3 separate regions of the Homo sapiens genome follow, and regions 1 and 3 are each linked to region 2. A link is a contact called in ENCODE Hi-C or POLR2A ChIA-PET data. All regions are on one chromosome and are shown on one strand. Each heading gives the region's core, a stretch centred on a gene start or an enhancer-like site at or near the end of the contact. The rest is flanking DNA. Distances are from core to core; before and after follow the strand shown. Region 1 holds the start of ATP5MC1 (ATP synthase membrane subunit c locus 1). Region 2 holds the start of HEXIM1 (HEXIM P-TEFb complex subunit 1). Region 3 holds the start of ACLY (ATP citrate lyase).

The links. Hi-C counts contacts between places; a loop is a spot of excess contacts on that map. ChIA-PET counts read pairs that join two places held with the same protein, here RNA polymerase II (POLR2A). Pooled maps may share reads with other maps.
Region 1: a pooled map shows a loop between it and region 2 (10-fold over the local background). The contact joins the promoter of ATP5MC1 here to the promoter of HEXIM1 in region 2. A Hi-C loop is called at or near these places in 5 of 50 pooled maps. POLR2A ChIA-PET finds 5 or more read pairs at or near these places in 2 of 52 experiments (B cell and activated CD4-positive, alpha-beta T cell).
Region 3: a loop to region 2 is called in a pooled map, with 2.4 times the contacts of the local background. The contact joins the promoter of ACLY here to the promoter of HEXIM1 in region 2. A Hi-C loop is called at or near these places in 1 of 50 pooled maps. POLR2A ChIA-PET finds 5 or more read pairs at or near these places in 2 of 52 experiments (activated CD8-positive, alpha-beta memory T cell and activated T-cell).

The regions. Positions count from the first base shown.
Region 1 is chr17:48,891,260-48,895,613 of GRCh38, reverse strand. ATP5MC1 (ATP synthase membrane subunit c locus 1) reads right to left here and starts at 2,827. Exons shown (of 5, transcript NM_005175.3): 1 at 2,704-2,827; 2 at 2,158-2,205; 3 at 1,165-1,242; 4 at 280-458. The coding sequence starts at 2,196. LOC105371814 (a long non-coding RNA gene) reads left to right here. Exons shown (of 4, transcript NR_135674.1): 2 at 2,937-3,367. RefSeq lists enhancers at 2,025-2,074, 2,115-2,224, 2,805-2,924, 2,935-3,394, 3,032-4,011.
Region 2 is chr17:45,146,279-45,150,836 of GRCh38, reverse strand. HEXIM1 (HEXIM P-TEFb complex subunit 1) reads right to left here and starts at 2,362. Exons shown (of 1, transcript NM_006460.3): 1 at 1-2,362. The coding sequence starts at 1,646. The coding sequence ends at 567. HEXIM2-AS1 (HEXIM2 antisense RNA 1) reads left to right here. Exons shown (of 3, transcript NR_186789.1): 3 at 1-1,175. RefSeq lists enhancers at 704-1,259, 1,664-1,773, 1,824-1,873, 1,924-1,973, 2,377-3,259 and 1 more.
Region 3 is chr17:41,916,916-41,921,853 of GRCh38, reverse strand. ACLY (ATP citrate lyase) reads left to right here and starts at 2,903. Exons shown (of 29, transcript NM_001096.3): 1 at 2,903-2,974. RefSeq lists silencers at 2,521-2,780, 3,261-3,500.

The sequences.
Region 1 (4,354 bases), core at 1,578-4,077, 3.7 Mb before region 2:
GGGTGAGGGGAGGGGAGGACACAGGAGGGTGAGGTGAATGGGGACTGTTACTCCTGGGAGAGGGCCTAGCCTGCACAGATCCTGGGGATTTGGATGGACAAGCAGAGTGGGCCAACCTGGTAAGTTTAAGTGAGCCAGGCTGGATGCATGTTTTCTCTGGAGAAACTATGATGTAGATGAAATCAACCTGAAGGCTCCTGAAGGGAGCTCCTCCAGCTGAGGCTTCCCCAAACGGGGTGGAATTTACAGTGGGAGATGCTGTAGACCACCCAAACTTACCTGGCATAGCCAATGATCAAGCTGCCAAACACGGTTCCAATGCCAGCCCCTGAACCAGCCACACCAACTGTGGCTGCCCCAGCACCAATAAACTTGGCTGCTGTGTCAATGTCCCGGGAGACAACACTGGTCTGGAACTCCCGTCTGGCCACCTGGAGTGGGAAGTTGCTGTAGGAAGGCTAGAAAGAGAAGCAAGGCAGGCGAGATAGCAGAGAGATAGTATGGCATAAGGACAGGTGGCTGACTCTACCTCCTTCACCCCACCCACCTGAGCTCTGAAACTGTTGGCAAACTGCCTGGTAAATGCAGAATACTCTGATTGCAGAGTATGCTGGGAATTAGTCTTAGAGTCTGTTGTCAGACAGCAGACAGGACTAGGGAAATTTCATGGGTTAGGCACACCTCACTTTTATAAGTTTCTTACCTACAAGGCTTACCTTGGGGGACTTAGAACTATTAAAGCATACAGATTCTCCAACTCTCCTCCCACTTTGGTCTAAAGGCAACTTAAGCTGAAGGACCCCTGTCTGGGAACATTCCTTGATTTAAAAAAAATTAATTAATGGGTTTTTATGAGTCAGGGTCTTGCTCTGTCACCCAGTCTGGAGTGCAGTGGCATAGTCACAGCAGTCTCGACCTCTGGGATTAACCAATCCTCTCATCTCAGCCCTGGAGTAACTGGGACTACAGCCACATGCCACCACACATGGCTAATTTTTTTATTTTTTTTGTAGAGATGGGGTTTCACTGTGTTGCCCAGGCTGGTCTTGAACAACTGGGCTCAAGTGATCCTCTCGCCTCAGCCTCTCAAAGAGCTGGGATTACAGGTGTGAGCCACCATCCTGGGCCTTGGGAACATTCCTAAGAGAGCTATTCCTCCCTTACCTGTTTAGATGAATTCACTGGGCTATTCAAGAAGGAGGCAGACACAGGCCTGATTAGACCCCTGGTACAACAGCGGATCTGTAAAATCAGAAAGCCACATCCTACCAAATCAGTCAAGGAAAAAAAATCCTAATTGCTGAGCTGTCAAAAATGACTACAGATTTCATAAACAGAATAAGTTCAATGTATTTCAAGGTCAATTTATTCCTGTTCCTATCAGATAGGCCTGCCCCAGAGACAGCTGTCTCAATAGCTTGATATAGTCAGCAGTGGCAACCTTCACCATTCAAAACCAAACCAAAGTTCACTTCTTTGGGCACAGCTTTAATCAGCTTCTCAGAATGGAACAAGAACCCACACTAATACCAAAGCAGGTACAGGAAAGGTTTATACCCAGATCACCAAGTAATCAGATGGGGGAAATTTTATTCTGCTAAAATACACTCACAGCTACACACCCTAAATGGAGTGGGCCAGTCAGCCCCGGAAACCGACTGGAATAGCCATCCAAGGAGAGCCATCTGTAACATGGCTTTTTTGAAATAATTTTTAGTGCAGTGGTTCTCAAACTTGGCTGCACGGTGGAATCATCTGGAGAAGTCTTAAAAGATACAGATGCCTGGGTTCCACCCCCATTCCCAAAGTCTGATGCAAATGGTCTAAGGTGCAGCCTAGGCATCAGGATTTTAAAAAGTTCCCTGGATGATTCTAACGTGCAGCCACTGTTGAAAACCACTGTTTTAGTGGGCTGTCTCTATGGCCAGGACAGACTGGGGATAAAAATCAAATCCAGACTCTCTGACCACATTCCAAAGCCAAGATAGCTTGGTTCACAGGCCCAGATAAACAGGGGTTACCTTCATCACATCCTACAGCCACCTCAAAGAGCCTACATCATCAGGACGCCAAGCTCCCCTGGGTTCATTCATTAAACACTGATGGCGTCCACACCATACACCTGGTACTACAGAGCACTGCGGCGCGGCACCTTACCAGAGCTGGAGAAATGAATAATGCCCCGGCGGTCTGCATTTTTTCAGTCTGCAGAGGGGGAAAAAATAGTAATAATAATCCCACTGAGACCCTGGTTGTTTGCTTATAATGACGACCTTTGGTCGTCCCCTTCACCCCCGTCCGTCCTCCCTAGACCACGCTCTTCCTTGCACCGTGCCCCAGCTGAGGAGGGCATTAGAGGTCAGAGGGACAGAGCAGTGGGTCTTCAAAGCAAAGTCATGGAGATCGGAAGTCAAGGAAATGTGCCCAAGCCCCAGGAAGGAAATGTTGCGAAAGGGAATGGTCTCTCGGGAAGACTGGAGGCGGATACTGGGCAGGTGTCGCGCAGGATCCTGCCCATCTTACACAGCAGTCCCCGACCCGCCCCAGCCGAGGCAGTCAATCGTTCATTACCGTTGGTAATTAACATTCATTGATAAGGCCATATCTAGATTGCCATAGCCTCTCCCAGCACTGGGGGGAAATACCCCTCCACACTGCCCAGCCCACAACCCTGCCTATTGCTGGCTCCCGGCCCCAAGTCACCTGCACTCCTACTACCCTGCAACCCCTGCTTGGCCCACAGCGCTCGCCCGGCTCAAGGTGACAGACTCACCTCCCAGCTTTAGCCCTTGGTCTCAGCGCTCAGCTTCCCCCACCCACGTGTCCTGGACCTTCTCCATTCTCATTGGCCGTAATATCCCCGCGTCCCCATTGGTTGACGTCATCGATTCCCCACTCTTATTGGCTTTCCGCAGCTGCTTCCTCTCCCTCCACAGGAGCTTCGTGGCAATTCCCGCCTCCATGCGGATAGAGGCGGGGCTTTCCTACGAGATCTGGATTACGATTGGCCGATCCCTGAAACGCTCGACCATAGAGTTGGCGGGACTCAGAGGTTCCATAACCTCGCGCACAAGATGGCGACCAAGGTGTACGCTGAAGAAAAAGGCGTGGGAGAGATGACGGGACGTGTGACGCAGTCAGACACATGACTTTGGCCCCGAGCCTTCATTCGGGCGCTTGGGCCACGGGGCGCGTTGCATGTTGGGATTGGTAGTTGCGCTGAGGGGGGGGGCCCAAGGACAGCTGAGATCCCGCGAGATATTCTAGGCCGGGAGAGCCGATGCCTTTGCAGTAATTCCCACCGTGGAGGTTTGTGGAAAGACCGCTTTCCATGGAGAGTAAAGGCCGGCTGGAAAGTCCCCAAGCGGTGAGCGCAGTTTTGTGGACCTCAGCCGGTGTTCAGCAGTCATGGACTATCATCCAGATGGCTTTCTAAAACATTTGTTGGGCCGGGTGCAGTGGCTCACGCCTGTAATCCCAGCACTTTGGGAGGCCGAGGCGGGCGGATCACCTGAGGTCAGGAGTTCGAGATCAGCCTGACCAGCATGGTGAAACCCCGTCTCTACTAAGAATACAAAAATTAGCCGGGCATGGTGGTGGCGCGTGCCTGTAATCCCAGCTACTTGGGAGGCTGAGGCAGGAGAATCGCTTGAACCCGGGAGGCCGAGGTTGCAGGGAGCCGAGATCGCGCCACTGCACTCCAGCCTGGGCAACTGAGCAGGATTCCGTCTCGGGGGAAAAAACAAACAAAAAAATTGTTTATTTTGTAAAAACAACACTGAAAGAATGAAATAATATCCCTATAGAAAAACGAGCAAAGGATAGGAACAGGCAATTCAGTAAGGAAGAAATATGAATTGCAGGAACGAATGTCAGCCTTCCTAATCAAAGAAATATAAGTTTAAACGCTCCGCTTAGTACTGCTCAAAACAGCAGAGTTCTTTTTATTAATGTGAGCCACACGCTCTCCTATATTGCTGGTGAGAGGATGAATTAGAAAACCTTCCTTGAAAGCAGTTTGGCAATATTTATTTTTATTCAAAGGCTGTGAATGGGCCATCCTCTTTGACCCAGTAATTCTTGAGTAACTAAGAGCCTTTAAGCTCTCCATCCACTTTTCATCCAGTAATATCACTTCTAGGAATTTATTTTGAAGAATCAGAAATGCAGATTCTTTTAAAAAGATGTGCATTTGCAGAGTTTGTCGAAATTGGAAACAAGTAAATGTTCCACTGACAGTAAAAGGTGAAATAAGTTATGATATTTTCACTTGATGAAATAAGCAGAAATAAAACAGGAAATAAAATCATGTGTTTTTTTTGAGACGGAGTCTCGCTCTGTTGCCAAGCTGGAG
Region 2 (4,558 bases), core at 1,113-3,612:
TATATTGTAGCATACTTAAACCCATTCAAGGAAAAAATTGGCAAATTGAAAATTCTCCCATTAAAGATTGATATTTTTGCAAACTGACAAATTTAACGATTTCGGTACCCCTCCCCAAAAATGCAGTCACATAAAATATATCAATACTATTTTGAATTAGCTCTAGAAATCACACTGAAACTATGTTACATTTACAAATATTAAATTTATTATAACTAAAATGAATTTAATTGTTCTCAGATTTGGCCACCTTATAGCTCCGTTTAAGGAGGGGATTTGTTAAAAACAAAAATGCATTATAACTTGGTCAAATTACTTTCACATTAAGGAAAAAAACTTCTAAAAAGGAAAACAAGAAAAGCAACTCTTCAGTTTCACATAATTAAAAGAACAGGAGAAAGCACGCAAGCTACATATAGCTAAATTTACGAAACCAAAGCCAGGGGGATTTCTCTTCTGATTATGTGTCATAAAAAGGTCCACTGTCTTATATACACATGTATATAATGTTACATTCCATCACTGTAAAAAGTCCCCTTTGCCCCCTCCCCCAAAAAAGTTTCAGTCTAGTCTCCAAACTTGGAAAGCGGCGCTCGCTCCTGCTGCCGGTGCAGTTCGTTCTCGGTCAGCAGCTGGAGGTTCTCGGCGCGCAGCCGGTCCAGCTCCAGCTCCAGCTCCCGCACACGCGCGTCGTCGCCACCCAGCCGCTTGCTCTCCAGCCGCAGCCGGTTGTTCTCGTCCTCCATGCGCGAGAGGCACTTCTCCAGTTCCAGGTACTCCTTGATGAGCTCCTGCTTGCTCATGTTCTGCAGGCTCTCCGTGTGGTACCGCTCGTACGTCTCCGAGAAGTCCCGCTGCAGAAACTCGCTGCCGTCCCCTCCCATCCCATCGCTGCCCCCATCCTCCTCACCCCCTTCTTCCATGAAGTCGTCATCGCTGGTGTCGTCGGATTTGGCGGCGGCCCGCTTGGAGTACAGGCCGGTTTTGAGATCCGGCTCCTCCTGGTCGTGATCATCCATGAGGAACTGCGTGGTGTTATAGGGCGCGACCGGCTGGCCCTTGGCGAACATCTCGGCTCGGATCCTTGAAGCTCGAAGGCTCTGTTTCTCGTCGAACTTTTTCTTCTCTTCCCAGGTCAGCTTGTAGTACGGTTTCCAATGCCGCTTCTTCTTGGACGGGCGTCTCCTATGTTTTTTCTTCCCCAGCTGTCTCTGCTGCTGTCCCCACTCCTCTTCGCCCCCTGCGGCAGGAGCCCCCAACTTACTGGCCTCGGAGTCATGACAAGGCTGGGCGAGCAGCTCGGCCTCGGGCGTCGGTTCCACTTCTGCCGGCGGCGGGAAGTCGCCGCCAGCGGACGAGTCGTCCCCATTCTGGCCCTTCTCGCCCTCTCTCAGGCAGCTAGATTCTGGACAGGCCTGGGTCTGCAAGGGAGGTGGTTGGGATTCCAGGCTCCCTTCCCCCTCCGGCCCCGGACGGCCACCCAACTGGGGGAACGCTCTCGATTGCCACCTACTGTCCTCCTCGGGCACCCGCTCCTCCGCGCCTGGGGGGCGCTCAGGGTTCAGCTCTTCCTGGACAGCAGCAGCACCTGTACAGTTGCTAGTTTGAGGCTGGTGTTGATATTCTGACAAGAATGGCTCGGCCATGGCTAGTAGAGTCCTCGAAGTTTAAGAAATTTTGGCTAGTAAGTCCTTAAGGAAAAAAATGGGTTTTTCTTAAAAAAAAGAAAAAGAAAAAAAAAACAGTCCAACAGAGTCCTCTTCAGTTTGTAATTCCTGCAGTGACGCCTTTAGCTAGTCCTTCTATCAGCAAACTCCAACTGCAATCTGGGGAGCTCAAGTCAGTAAAGGGTTAAGCGCCCACAGTGCGGCCAGCTAGCGGGTCCAAGGGGGTGCAGCGGCAGGAACAGTACGTAATGGGCGGAGGTGGGCCTCAAACCTCCAAGCGGAGCACCCCAATAAAGGAGTTGGTGAGCAAGGTGATGAGGGTAAGTCCAGTGCGTGAAACCCAGCCCCGAAGGGGTTAAAACTACCGATGACGCTGCCTCCGAGGGGCCAGATCCACAAAGGGTTAAATCCCCTGCCGCAGAGCCCACAAGGGGTTAAAGTCCCGGCGCCACCTCCTCCCACTTCCACGGGTGTCGCTTCCACCCAAGCTCCCAGTTCCCTAGGCCCGGCCGTAGCCTCAGCAGAGGACAGACAAACTCATCTCCCCTTTGGCTCGATGCTCTGCTCTGCTCAGTTCTCCTCCGCCTCCTCCTCTTTTCCTCCCTCCCTCCTCCCCCTTCCCACAGCTCCTCTTCCGCGTCCTCCCCCGACTTTCCCTCCCAACCTGCCTCTCCACCTGCCAACTTCCAACTGCTGTCTCCCAGTCCTCTGCGCCCCTTTTATATAGAAGCTTTTTCGCCCCGCCCGTGCGCATGCGTAACGGAGTTCCCTTTGCGGGGCGCCGGGAGTCGTAGTTCTTATCTTTCGGGCCCGCCGCCCTCGCGCGCCGTGCGACGTAGCCAATCCCAGGACGCGTAGGGGGCGTCTCCCTGGCCGCCACCTTCCATCGCTTAGACCTCGCTAAAGAAACGCGAGCGGCCATTGGTGAAAAATCACACGACTCGCTGAGGAAGGACGGCCAATCGCAGAGAAGATGGGGCGGGTTCTGGACCGTACCATTCTGTTTCAGGAATACGAGAAGATTCGATGGCCTATGAGAGTCCTCACAGAATATTTTTATGAAAAGGTGCGTTATAAAGGCTATTATCGTATTTTGTTCTCAGCGGAGGGGTTCCGAAGGTTATGAACCTTTATTAACTAACGCAAGAATGGTTTATTCCTAAAAAGTAGTCCCTAAAATGTAAAAGAATTAAATCCTATAAAGAGAGACGTCGGCCCACGGCTGCTAACTCGCGAGTCTTAAGATTATAGAAATGGCTTCAAGGCGGGTGGTGAGTGCCTGAGACTGACACTTGCGGAAGGATATCGCGAGCACATTTTGTAAAGACCGAAGAGCGCATGAAGAAGTAAACAAATGAAGAATAAAAAGTGCCGCCTTAAAGGGACAGTGTGACTGCGTTTAGCGCCGCAGGCTCGCACTAGGCCTCGGAAGACGAAGAGGCGGGTTCGAGTCCCGGTGACGCGACTCCCGGACTGACCTCGGTACCCTTAGCTGAAGGTGGCGGAGTCCCAGCCCCAGCCTGGTCTCAGAAAGCCGCCCCCGCCCCAGGGGCAAATGCAAACTGGTGATTCGCGACCAAGGCTCTTCCCTGGGCCGAGATCGGAAAGCCGGGGCCGGGGGCGGGCGGGGGAGTGGAGGGGGAAGCGGGGGAAGGCCACGCCCCCACGCCTCAGCTTCTGTCGAAGAAAATGGCCTCCTGGGGCCGATTTGGTCTTTTCACTTCCGACCGAGATCATTTCCTGAGCCGGGACAGAGGAGGTCCGGGACAGCCATGAGGCTGTTTGTTGGGAAGAGTTCGGAATGATTAATGAGTTGAAATCATCAGCCCTGGCTATCCGAGAGGGAAGCAGGTCTCACCCGCAGAGGCCCTTCCTCATCAGTGGGCGCTGGGCAAGACTGGGAGGGAAGCATGGAGGAGGCCTTGCTCCGAAACTTGCTGCAGGGGATTCTGGCGCAGGGCTGGGGGGGCCGATTCCCCCGGGGGCGTAGTTTCTCAGAGAGAAATTCTCTAGACCCAAGCCCCCAGCCCTCCATAAACAGGGACTGAGAGGACCCAGAGAACCCTCCATACCAGTCACTGAGGCCTAAAATCTTGGCGCCCTTTCCACTTCTCCTTCGCCACACACCCAGTGACCCTTTCTTCTTATTGCTTCCTTAATAGCATCCCTGACATTCCAGCACGTTTGCACTGTGTACCTTTTACGCACAGAGCCATGTGACCTCACCACAGCCTGGCAAGTTAGACACGATAGGAATGAGTGTCTCCATTTTACAGATAAGGCATCTCTAAGACACTGGAAAATAAGTGACTTGTCCAAGGTCACATGACAACCATGGGGCAGTTCTGGCTAGAGCGCTGGTCTTTGTGACCCCCCCCGTGCCATTTTTCTTTCTGTCACAAACACAAAACCCATTTTTTCTTAAAATCGGGGAATACTCTGGATTTCGTTCTTTTTATTCCCAACAACTTCAACCTTATTCAGCCCCTATATCACTTGGCAAACAGGAGGGTACAAAGAGGGGTGGGATGCCATTCTTGCCTTCAAGTTGCTCCTGGACTGTGGAGAGGCCATCAGACCACAGCCAGCCTAAATGGCAAGTGAGGGAAATCCTGGTGGGAGCTGATGAGCCGAGTGCATGGGAGCTGGGAATTATGGACAAGTGTCAGGAGCAAGTGACTTCCTGGCTGGCTCTGAAGGATGAAGAGCTTTCAGGCAAAGTGGCACGAAGAGGGGCATTTTAGGAAGCCCAAGCATCATGTGCCAGGAAAGGGCTAGTCTGGGACTTCGGTGGCTCTGGGCAGTGTGAGATATCGGGGGTGGGGGCCAGTGGTGATGGGCATGGCCAATGTAGATGCCTCTAAGGGGAGCCGCAAGCACGCGGGCCTCTG
Region 3 (4,938 bases), core at 1,654-4,153, 3.2 Mb after region 2:
AGCTTGGACTACAGGTGTGTGCCACCATGCCTAGCTAATTTTTTTTTTTTGAGACAGTGACTCACTATGTTGCCCAGGCTGGTTTTGAACTCCTGGACGCAAGTGATTTTCCCACCTTGGCCTACCAAAGTGCTCGGATTATAGGCGTGAGCCAGCATGCCCAGCTGCCCAGCTAATTTTTTATTTTTTGTAGTGACATAGACTCACTGTATTGCCAAGGCTGGGTTGGAACTCCTGGGCTCAAGCCCTCCTTGGCCTCTCAAAGTGATGGGATTACAGGCCTGAGCCTATGCACCTGGCCTCCCAGGAGTATTTCCTTCCTTCCTTCTTTCTTTTCTTTTCCTTTTTTTCTTTTTTGTTTTTTTTTTTTTTTTCTGAGACAGGGTCACACCCTGTCGCCCAGGCTGGAGTGCACAATCTCAGCTCACTGCAGCCTTGATCTCCTGGACTCAAGTGATCCTTCCACCTCGGTCTCCCAAGTAGCTGGGACTACAGGTGTGCACCACCATGCCCTGCTAATTTTTGTTTATTTTTTTGTTTTGTTTTGTTTTGTTTTGAGACGGAGTCTCACTCTGTGGCCCAGGCTGGAGTGCAATGGCACGATCTCTGCTCACTGCAACCTCTGCCTCCTGGGTTCAAGCAATTCTCCTGCCTCAGCCTCCCAGGTAGCTGAGATTACAGGCACCCGATACAGTGCCCAGCTAAATTTTTTTTTTTTTTTTGCTTTGAGATGGAGTTTTGGTCTTGTTGCCCCCGCTAGAGTGCACTGGTGCGATCTCGGCTCACTGCAACCTCCGCCTCCTGGGTTCAAGCGATTCTCCTGCCTCCGCCTCCTGGGTTCAAGCGATTCTCCTGCCTCCGCCTCCTGGGTTCAAGCGATTCTCCTGACTCAGCCTCCTGAGTAGCTGGGATTACAGGCACCTGCCACCACGCCCAGCTAATTTTTTGTATTTTTAGTAGAAACAGGGTTTCACCTGTTGGCCAGGCTGGTCTGGAACGCTTGACCTCGAACTCAGGTGATCTACCCACCTAGGCCTCCCAAATTGCTGGGATTACAGGCATGTGAATCACCACGCCCGGTCTTTTTATTTTTTGTAGAGATTTGATGGTGGTGGTGGGGGCTCTTACCATGTTACCCAGGCTGTACTTGAACTTCTGGGCTCTAGCAATCTGCCTGACTTGGCCTTCCAAAATTCTGGGATTACAGGCATGAGACAGCATGCCTTGCCTGGAGTGTATCTTTTTTTTTTTTTTTTTTTTTTTGAGATAGAATCCTTCTCTGTCACCCAGGTTGGAGTGCAGTGGTGCAATCTCACCTCACTGCAACCTCCACCTCCCGGGTTTAAGCGATTCTCATGCCTCAACCTCAAGAGTAGCTGGGATTTATAGGCGTGTGCCACCATGCCTGGCTAATTTTTGTATTTTTTGTAGAGATGGGGTTTTGCCTTGTTGGTCTTGAACTCCTGACCTCAAGTGATCCCCCACCTTGGCCTTCCAAAGTGCTGGGATTACAGGTGTGAGCCACCAAGACTGGCCACCCCCATTTTAGGACAAGAGAAGAGAGGTGATAAGGAACTGCTATTTCAAAAAGATGAATGGGAGGGAAGGGACCAGAAAGTGACATCATCAGGGAACACTTGATTCAGGCATGGGTAGCAAGTTCAGTTACCTTACTCCTGGCAGCAACAGGATTGGGGGAGGGGGTCTTGGAGAAGATTTTGTCTGCAAATGTCGCAACACTGTTGCAGTGTGAGTATGACCCAAAGTGCTTGGCAGGGGGACAGGCCTGCTGCTTCCCTGCATTCTGGGCTGACCTCTTCACCTGAGTCGGTCAGTGGACGCTTTTGGCCTCCTTCCTGGAGCTAGACAGCTGTTAGGCTTAGGGAGCAGCTCCGGACCTACAGGGTTGGGGTGCAGGTAGGGAGGGAGGCTGCAGCATGTCAGAGTGGTAAATACATGTCCTGATTTCCAGGACTGATTTCACATATTCTGCCCCACAAGTTCACCAGCACCTGTCAGATTGGATGTCCCAGTTTTTGGTTTGGAAAATTCGATCTGTCTCAGGTAATGGAGAAGGGGGAGACAGCAGTTCATTCATTCCAGTGTCTAAGCCTGTGGTTGGTGGGAACAAGAGACTGTCTGGGATGGCTCCAGCCCTTCGCTGGAATCTCGCATTGAATTCCTAGCTCCGCCCTGATCCGTGCTGAGGCGAGCAGGTGAGTGGGACGGACAGCGCTGTGCCTGCACCCTCCTAGCCCCACTTGCTTACCGCGGCCCCTGCCTTATCCCACACTGGGAAGTATGCTCTGTTAGCCTCGGCTCAGCCTTGCCTCATCGGCCCAGTGGGGAGAGTCCAGGGAGGAGAGAGGCTCCACGTGCTAAAGGAAAGCGGCCTGCCAGACACTGCTGCTTAAGGAGACTGTCTAAGCAATCGGATTCGGTGCGGCCGAGATGCAGACGTCCGTTTCTCCCAAGGGAAGGAGCAAGGGTACTCCAGGTCCCAAAGCTGCGTTACAGCCAGTTGGGCTAATCCTACCCGCCCCTCCCCCAACTCCCCGAGTGGCAATCTGTCCAGCCCCTCAAGCGATCAGGCCACAACCCCCAGCACCGCGCGTTCTCCTCCCAGCCTAGCCCGGCCCATCTCCCCACCCGGGGCCCCGCCCCGGCCCCGCAGGCTCCCAAGAGGCGGTGGATGGGCCAGCGGGACTACAAGTCCCAGCAGGCCCCGGGGCCCGCCCTCGTGGGGCGGAGCCAAGCCAGCAGCGAATTGGGAGGAGCCCTGGCGCTCAGGCTAGGGAACGCGTGTGGCCAATCGCGGGGCCGTTCTCGCCGCGAGCCGATGGGGGCGGGGAAAAGTCCGGCTGGGCCGGGACAAAAGCCGGATCCCGGGAAGCTACCGGCTGCTGGGGTGCTCCGGATTTTGCGGGGTTCGTCGGGCCTGTGGAAGAAGCGCCGCGCACGGACTTCGGCAGAGGTGAGCACGGGAGGCTGTTTTCGCTGGCTGGAGCCCGCTCGCCCTAGGAGCTTCCTGCCTCCGTCCCCCAACCCGGAACCGCCTTCCCCGACGCGGGCTCGGTGCCCACGCGCCCTGCTCGGAAGTTTTGAGGGTCTTAGCTTTAGGTTAGCCTTCGCCCGGGGTCCCGGCCGGTGGCCGCGTGTCGACGCCCCTCCCCTCCCCCCGCGCGACACACACATATTCCAGTTCCTGGGAGTTTGCATGGGGCTTGCCGCCATCCTTGCCTCTTCTGCCTCTGCCACATTGCATGGTCCCCCTCCTGGCGCGCCTCACCCCTCCCGGGCACAGCTATCGAGGCTCCTCGGGCTCATCGGGACGCCTTTTGGCTCCATCCGGGTTCCCCCATCGGATGCCGGGACGGGAAGTAGAGAAAGCGGTGGCGACTGGTCCCACTCCGATTCCTCACTGGCCGGGCTCAGGCCCTTCTTGGTTCCGTGGGTACAAAATTGAGCTCCACGCCCAAGTGGAGAGAATGAGCTATGCGCGCCTCCGGGGCGGGCCACGCGGGGCCAGGCTGCCCCAGGGTGCCCGAGGCCTCGCCTCGTCTCGCCGCGAGGACTGGAATCTCGCAGCAAGGACCCTCCTCGCACTGGAGGTATCGTCGAGTCCAGCCCCTAAGTGACAGATGGCCGGGGTGCCACCCCACCCTTGAGCTGACGCCAAGTCTGGCCGGGGAAAGGTCCTCAAGGGGCTGGAGGATGCTGCCGCCGCCCTCCTGTCGAGCCTGGCAATGGGCCAGTCCCAGCGCCTGCCGCGGTCTCCAACCTTGGCAGATACCGTGCAGTGCCGAGTTCTGCCGTTATGGGGTCCCTGGAGGTCTTCCTGGGAAGAGGATTTTGGAAGAGACGATAAGGAAAAGTGCACAGCACAGTTTGGCCAGCTAGCCTACTCCTCTCCACCCTTAACTTTCCTCTGTGTTTTCAGCTGGCTCAGCTGAACTAAAATGTGGGGTGAGGGACAGCTGGTAGGTCTCATTTGCCCAGATGGGTGATTTTCACCTCTTAGAAACCTTCCTAAACAGCTTGGGGGGCGGTAGTGGGAAGACCCCTCAGACACTGGACAGCTTATGGCTCCATCCCCGTTCTGACACTATGCCTGCCGCAGTAAGGGGCACTCACAGAATTCTGCCTCTCTAGAATTTACTCCAGGGATTGCCTGTCTTCTCAAAAAATAAATAAATAAATACCTACATACGTAAGTCCCAATCCTGCAGATACTAACCTTCAAATGAGTGTTTTTGTCTTTCCCAGAGGCACCCTTAGTAGCATCCCCAGTGATTCCCTTCCCCTGGCTGTGTCCCAGGGGCGTGTTCTGGGGAACAGGCTTCTTTCATTCAGCCTCCTGTGTGGGCTGCTTCTCTCAGTGTCTGCTAAAAGTGAACTCAATCCTGGGTCACTCACCCGTCTGCAGAAAGACTCCATTCAGCTCATAAGGCCCCTCCCTTAGAGAATGTGTGTATGTGTGTGTTTTCAGGTTCCTTGGCATGATTTCCCCCAAATGGTTTACACATTTAGCTGTTACCAAGTAACAGTTCCTGGAGTCCAAGCTCAGCCCAATCATCTGTTACTTGTTTGACAGCACATTCAGCTACTGGGGAGGCAGACTAAGACGTTCTGGGGAGCGGTCCCAAACCCAGATAGGTATTTGTAGGTATTTGCTGATTCCACTAGAGCAAATATTCTTTTTTTTTTTTTTTTTTTTTTGAGACAGAGTCTTGCTCTGTCGGCAGGCTGGAGTGCAGTGGTGGATCTCGGTTCACTGCAACCTCCGCCTCCTGGGTTCTAGCGATTCTCCTGCCTCAGCCTCCCCAGTAGCTACAGGTGTGCACCACCACGCCCGGCTAATTTTTGTATTTTTAGTAGAAACAGGGTTTCACCATATTGGCCAGGCTGGTCTCAAACTCCTGACCTCGTGATTTGCCC